Linked DNA regions of Homo sapiens: region 1 is linked to region 2. A link is a contact called in ENCODE POLR2A ChIA-PET data. All regions are on one chromosome and are shown on one strand. The core of a region is the stretch at or near the end of the contact, and the rest is flanking DNA. Distances in the headings are between cores, read along the strand shown. Region 1 holds the start of NRL (neural retina leucine zipper). Region 2 holds the start of ARHGEF40 (Rho guanine nucleotide exchange factor 40).

The links. ChIA-PET counts read pairs that join two places held with the same protein, here RNA polymerase II (POLR2A).
Region 1: POLR2A ChIA-PET joins it to region 2 with 15 read pairs in BJ. The contact joins the promoter of NRL here to the promoter of ARHGEF40 in region 2. POLR2A ChIA-PET finds 5 or more read pairs at or near these places in 3 of 52 experiments (AG04450, BJ and T-cell).

Annotation. Positions count from the first base shown.
Region 1 is chr14:24,113,662-24,117,502 of GRCh38, forward strand. NRL (neural retina leucine zipper) reads right to left here and starts at 1,288. Exons shown (of 3, transcript NM_001354768.3): 1 at 1,061-1,288. It overlaps DCAF11 (DDB1 and CUL4 associated factor 11), which reads left to right and starts at 1,116. Exons shown (of 15, transcript NM_025230.5): 1 at 1,116-1,632; 2 at 1,721-2,088; 3 at 3,256-3,383; 4 at 3,605-3,732. The coding sequence starts at 1,934. RefSeq lists enhancers at 369-1,084, 666-805, 1,046-1,195.
Region 2 is chr14:21,068,469-21,071,553 of GRCh38, forward strand. ARHGEF40 (Rho guanine nucleotide exchange factor 40) reads left to right here and starts at 1,836. Exons shown (of 24, transcript NM_018071.5): 1 at 1,836-1,931. The coding sequence starts at 1,929. It also overlaps a transcript of NDRG2 not described here. RefSeq lists silencers at 134-233, 1,769-1,988, 1,999-2,068, 2,859-3,085 and an enhancer at 2,560-3,085.

The sequences.
Region 1 (3,841 bases), core at 38-2,537, 3.0 Mb after region 2:
TTCAGGACCCTTCTAAGCGCAGAGGCCATCAAAGCTAGCCCTGGTGACAAGCTCAGGTCTCCGGATCTAGAGACTAGGAGACGTCGCCCGAAAGCTGGCCAAACCCTCGCCCTCACTGGGAGAGGCCCCAGGAGGGCCCAAGAAGGCCACGAGCCCTCGCTCCCATCCCTGCCCTCAGGAGCGGGCGGAGGGAAGCTCGCAGCTTTCCCAAGGAAGTGCAGGCTGCAGGGAATGAAGTTCAGCTCGGACCCTGAGCCTCTGAGCCCGAGACAGCAAGGTCATTCAACCCACACGTCCCCACCCAGCCAGGGCGAGGATCAGAGATGTGGCAACTCCCGGCCTTGGACTCAGGCTTGTTACTCATAAACCCGCAGGAGGGGGCAGGAGGGGGCAGGAGGCGGCGAGCGCGCACCCTGGACCCGCGGCCGGGGGCGGAGAGGCACCGCGAGGACAGAGGGACTAGCGAAGGTCTGCAAATCCCGGAGGGCCAAGGGAGCGTCAAAGGGGACAGCGGAACCGGAAAAGCTTTGACAGAAAGACGCGTGTATTAGGGAACGTCTGCAAAGACCGCGGCGGAAAGCCAGGGATTGTCTTAAAAAATTGTCAGACCGGATAAAGGGAGGTCTAAAAGGGGACCGTCCCAAGAGCAAGGCTTCCAAAAGCTAAGCCCGGAAGGACGGTATGGAGGTCTACTGGGACGCTGGGCACCCCTTAGGGCAGAACCGACTGGAGCTGCGGCCAGCGACAGAAGAACGGCTCCAGCTGGACAGGGGAAGCAGTGGGGAGAAAGGAGGCCCTTGGGCACTGTCTGAAAAGTGCGATGCCAAATGATCTTTAGGGACAGACAGTAAATTATATCCCTTGCTAAAATACCTCTCGGTAGCGAACCACCAAACGTTTCTTTTTTAAGCCCCGCCTCTCAGCCGTTACGCCTAGTTCGGCTGTCTCTGATTCAGGAAGCTGGCAGTTCCCACTTACTCCTCCCCAGCAAGAGCTAACAGCCCTCCTTGGGTGTGCACTTTCTCCTCCCCTCAGGCACCTCGCGCATTCTCCCGCCTACCTATCAATCATCGTGCTCCGCTGTCCAGTTGGCTGGCCAAGGGGGCGGGGCCGTCGTGTGACGTTTGCAGCCCGCCGGCCAGGAAGCCGCGAGATGCGTGACGAGCGAAGCGCGTGACGGAGGAGCGGTTGGCCAACGCAGTGGCGGCAGTCGGTGTAAACAAGGCCTCGCGCCGCTGCGGGTCCTGCGACCGCTCCTGGCTGGTGGGTGGTCTCGCGTGGGGCGGTTACCGCCGGCTTCAGTGGGAGGTGCTTCTCGGCTTCCTCCCCCTCATGGCGTACACACCCCCGGCGCACCACGTGGGCGTGAGGCGAGGAAGGAGGGGTGTTAGGCCAAATTCTATTTTCATTGGCTGTCACTGCTGCCGGCCTTTGTAAGGGGGCGCTCTGATTGGTCGATAAGGTGGGGGCGTCGAGGGTCTTTGAGTCCTAAGGCTTCTAATTGGTTAGATGAGATAAGCTAGTGAAGCGCTTTCTTCCGAGAGGGATTTCGATTGGTCGGTCAGAGAGGTTACCTGGAAATCCAACACCGCCCAACACCCCTCCCGCTCCCCAGTCCGGGGACTTCGATAGGTGAGTTTGGTGTAGAAAACAAATCTTTCTTCAGTTGGTGAGCTAGGGTAGCGCACTACGGTTCACTCTTGCTTTCTTTGCTTCACAGGATTGGAGAAGGTTTGTGTTCCCGACGCCTTGGTAGTTGGCATAGGCTAAAGAAAAGGGATCTCAGCCCCGAGGAAGGGTCACCCTCCTAGAGATAGCTACTACCCCGTCTCAGGAGACCCTGGTATTTCTAGAGCACGCTTTGCTTTCACCAAACCCAAGGAGGTGACAGGAGGAGCCCCCGCACAGGACCTAAGAATGCTGTGACCAGAAGATGGGATCGCGGAACAGCAGCAGTGCAGGATCCGGGTCCGGAGACCCCTCCGAGGGCTTGCCCCGAAGAGGGGCTGGCCTGCGTCGGAGTGAGGAAGAGGAAGAAGAGGATGAAGATGTGGATCTGGCCCAGGTACTGGCCTATCTCCTCCGCAGGTAACTTACCCTCTGGTGTGACCCCCAGCAGGTGCTACCACAGTGCCTTGATCCCAACTCCAGGCAGGAAAATTACAGAGGTTAGGAAATGGGATTCGCTCAGGACAGCTGTTCTGTTTGAGCTGAACAGCCTTTCCCTGCTGGGCACCCATGGCACTCAGCTCCATACCCAGTAAGAGTGGTTCTTACCTAGGGAGGGTCACCAAGAGGACCTGCTCATGTGTTTGAGGGGCTATTCAAGGGAGCCTGTCTCTGTGACTACACAAATATAGTCTATTTTCCAAGTAAGCTTGAAAAAAAAAAGGGGGGGGTCCTAGTGGGAAAGGAGTGATGTAAGGGGTGAAGAGATGGGAAGGGAGTGTTGAACTTTTTAGTAAGGCAGTTGACACATGATATGAGGCCACTTCGATTTACTTGAAAAACAAGTTTAATTTGCCCTGACTCTAACCTGTTCTTGAGGAAAGAATGCCTTGAAGGGAGAGACCACCTGGAATTGACTGGAAAAGGGTGCAGCTGGCTTTCTTTCTTTGCTTATGGCTCTTTGAGGAGAAGATGGGTTTGGGGGTCCCTTCAGAATATTGTATTCTTTTTTGTTTGTGTTTTGTGTTGTTTTTAGTAGACATAGACAGGGCTCACTGTGTTCCCCAGTCTGGAGAACGGGCTATTCACAGGTGTGATCAAGTGCACACCACAGCCTGCAACTCCTGGGCTCAAGCAATCCTTGCCTCCCAGGTAGCTAAGACTACAGTTGCACACACCACCGCACCCAGCTTAGAATATTGTCTTCTGTGGTGGACTTCTCAGGCAGAGGCTCAGAAGGAAATGCTGTGAGGATGTTTAGCTTGTTGGGAGGTCAACTTAGTAGGTCATGTCCACAGCGTATTGGTCTTGCTCTTGTTCTAAGGAAATGATGTTAGAATGTTTAGCTCGCTGGGAGGTCAACTTAGTAGGTCACGTCCACAGCATGTTGGTCTTGCTCTTGCTGTAAGAGTAAAACTCTCTTTCCTACTGTGTTTTATAGGAGACCAAAAATAACAGCCAAGGTCTAGTCAGCCTCAAACCTCAAAATGAGTACCAAGTGGTCTAAGAGCTAGATAGCCATTGACTCTGAATTTGGTTGGTTTGGGGGAAGAAGTCCCCTCCTTTATAATGGGGGTCTCTCCACAGAGGCCAAGTGAGGTTGGTGCAGGGAGGAGGTGCAGCAAATTTACAATTCATTCAGGCCCTCTTGGACTCAGAGGAAGAGAATGACAGAGCTTGGGATGGTCGTCTTGGGGATCGATACAACCCACCTGGTAAGAGGAAAAGCCCCTAATGTTGGAAGACTTTTACTAGAAAACCTTTTAGTGATATTTTGAATGATAGGTTACATTGAAAGAAGGTACGATAATTTAAGGAATAAGGAGTCCTTACAGCCCCAGTATATTCAGCCACAGGGGTGGGCTTGGGTACAGTTCTGCTAACTGTCCTCTGAGGCTGGCAGACCTAGGATGAAACTTCTCCTTGGTACTCACAGTGGATGCTACCCCTGACACCCGGGAGCTGGAATTCAATGAGATCAAGACACAAGTGGAACTGGCCACAGGGCAGCTGGGGCTTAGGCGGGCCGCCCAGAAGCACAGCTTTCCTCGAATGTTGCACCAGGTAGGCCTCTCCACCTCCCAGCCTGGCAGCAGGCCTGCCAAAGCAGCCAGAAGCTCTGCCAGCCCCAGAGAAAAAGGAAGTCAACTTTCCAAAGTAGAAGCCTCAAGCG
Region 2 (3,085 bases), core at 586-3,085:
GTTTAAGGAATGGAAGGCCTGGTGAGGAAAGGTTCAGACACTCTCAACACCGAGAATAGATGAGCTAGGTTTGAGACAGGTGAATAAGGTTTTTTAAACACTGGCCCCTGTAACCCGCCCCTGGGCAGTATTTACGGAATGGACACCAGGGGGTAGCAAAATCTCACTCTCCTAGCTCGCGGGCCCTCGTAATAGAGAACCTGGAGAGTGTCGGTGACTCGAGGGTCCCCTAGCCGGGTGTTAGAAAGAGCTCCAACTCCACGGCTCTAACTGTGCGGGGAAGATGGTTACCGGGGCTTGTTGCCATAGGTTCTTTTTTGACGCATGGAGCAGAGGCCTCTTCTTGCCTCTAAGAAGGATGAACACTTGCTCTGTCCTTTTCCAGGCTCAGCGGAGCGGAGAAAAAGGTGGAGGTTAGCGTCCAGAGGAGGTGAGAGAAGAGCAAGTCACCTTGGCGGCACCCCCGCCTCCCCTCCCGCTGTTCCAACAACTGCCCAGAGGCTCCGGCCTCCGAGGAACTGCAGGCGAGGCCAGACGTTTTCTCATCATCGCCCTCCAGCTGCAGGGGCACACGCGTTCACGCCCCTCCGGGGACTATTCGGCTTTCCGATCTCCTCTCCTCTCCCTTCCGTCCACCCTTTAGAAGAGCTCACGGAGCTGCGGGGCTTCCCGGTGCCTGCTCAGAGGCCAGGCAGGGCATCTCCCCGCCGTGCCCGTGCCTCCCCCCGGGCTCCTGGGAGACCCCCCATCTGGCCTTCCTTTCTCATTCAGACACTGTCGGGGGACGCTCGGGGTTTGATGAGGGAGTGAGGCTAGAACTTTCGTAACTAGCCCACCCTGCTTTGTCTCCTGCGCCAGATACCCACCCATTCCCATGGCCACGAGCCCTAGCGGCCCTGCGGGACTCTATAGCCACCCCAACAGAAGGAAGGGGCTGGCATCCAGTACCGAATCCTCGAACTGGAGGCCTGGTGCCTTCCCTCTTCTAGCCGAATAGAGAGGTAGGGATGCGGAAGGGAAGGGCCACGGAGGAGAGAACTCAGAAAATGTCCGGCGAAATGCACGCCCCTACATAAGCATCCCGATCCGGGAACCCTGCCCCCTTGGCCAGGATGTCCGCCCCCTATCCCAAGCCTTCGCTGCTCCCTAACTCCCGCACACTCCCGCCTTCCCCAGGCAACACAGAGGAGCCCATTGTCAGCCCAGAGATTCCAGGCCCGAGGAGATGGAGGGAAAGGAGGGCGGGCAAGCCCCCGGGGGGTTGGGGAATCCCCTGATTTCCCGGCCCTCCGCTCTCTGCTAGGCAGGCAGGGGCCTGAAGGTCTCATTTGAGCCCTGGGTCCTGCCAAAGTCTAGAAACCGTTGAGAGAAGAGGATCCCGGGCGAGTTAGAGCGGGGAGGCTTTCCAGCCGCAGGAAGACCCCAGTTCTGGGAAGGGGCGGCCCAAGGGAATTCACGCACGCCCCAGCCTTTGGAGCATCCCTTGCCGAGGCTAAACTGATCCCGCGGGGAGCGAGGCCGTGGCGGGAAAAGAGGGGCATCCTCGGCTGGGCGGGCCTCCGAGGGTCAGGGTCGAGGTTACCCGCTGGAGGGCGGGGCGGAGAAGAAAGAAGGTTGCCGGTGAACGGGACGGATAGGCTGGGGACGCCCGGGGAACGGCAGAGATCTCGGCGCGGGAGACAGAGTCCCGGCAAGGGGTCCCGCGCGGAGGCGGGGGCGGGCGCTGAAGGGCGGGGCGGGGAGGGGCGGCCGTCTCGGCCCTCCCTGGCGGGGCCCCGCGGCCTGGAAGCCGGAGCGGGCCGAGCCGCCACCGCGGCCGGAGCTGTCCCTTAGCCAGACCCGGCGAGACACGAGCGGCGGGAGGGAGGCGGTGGCGCGCCCGGCCCCGCCCGCCCGACCAAGCGTCGGACGCGGCCCGGCGCCGAGCCATGGTGAGTCCAGCGTCGCAGCCCCCTGGGTCCCCTCGGCCTTCGCGCAGCCCGCTCCGGGCCCCCAAGTCCTCAGCCTGGTGCCTCCCGAGCCTGCCTCGGACTGTTCGGCCCCTCTGGGACTCTCCTCCCTCCCATCCCCCCTTCTTCGATTTGTCTGTCTGCCCGACTGTTTAGCTCTGTCCCCACCGGGTATTGCCCTCACCCTTTCTTCCTCCTCTCCTCCGCCTCCTCCCCCATCCTCCCTTGGGTCTCTCCCCTAATCCACACACCTCCCCGCTCCCCGCCCTCCTCTGTCCTGACCTGTGCCTTCCTTTCCTGGAGCTTCCCTCCCCCTCCTGGTCCGAGCTCCTTACCCGCGGGAGACCCCTGCGGGTTGGTCCTGCAGCGACCCTGGAAGAGGCCCGGCCCCTCGGGTCATGAGAACTGACCTGCATGGAACCACCATTTTCCATCCCTGTCCCCAACCCGGTGAGGCAGGCCCACCCATCCGGCCCTAGGGGACTGGCCACAGCTGTGGCTGGGCCGGGTCCCGGGGCATGGCCAAAGAGGGAAATTCCCGCAGAGAAAAAGAGCTGCCTCAGGATAGTTGGGGGTGCTTGGGGGGGAGCTCACAGTACCAGGGGGCGTGACACTGCCAGAGCCGACCAGAGTTTGCGGAGGAGGAAAGTGCCCCAGAGCTCTTGCTGCAGGGAACTGAAGGGCTGCCTCAGGGCACTCCTGCTACAGAGGGGAGGGAACACGAGCCGGAGCTCCCTGCAGGGACTAGGGGACCCTGGCAGCAGCAACTTGGGGCGCTGGACGCTGGAGGGTACGCTAAGGAGAAGCCCACACCAACAGGAGTGAACACTGCCCTGGGAACTTTCACTGCAGAGTACTCTGAAGCACCGCTGCGAGAGTGGGCACTGCCAGAGAGAGCGCCCACTGCAAAGAGGGCGGGGGCATGGCCAAGGGGCCGCTCGCTGCAGAGTGGAGGAGGGGGAGAGGCCTTGCCAGGGGGAGCTCACCGCAGGGAGTGGAGGAGGGGCAGGGGCACTACTGGGGCCGCCCCTCTACGGAGGGAAGGGCACCCTCTGGCAGGGAGGCTGGAGGAAAAAGAAAGAGGAACTGGGCCAGGGAGAGCTGACTCAGTCTCTCTGGTCTCCTCTCTGGTCCCC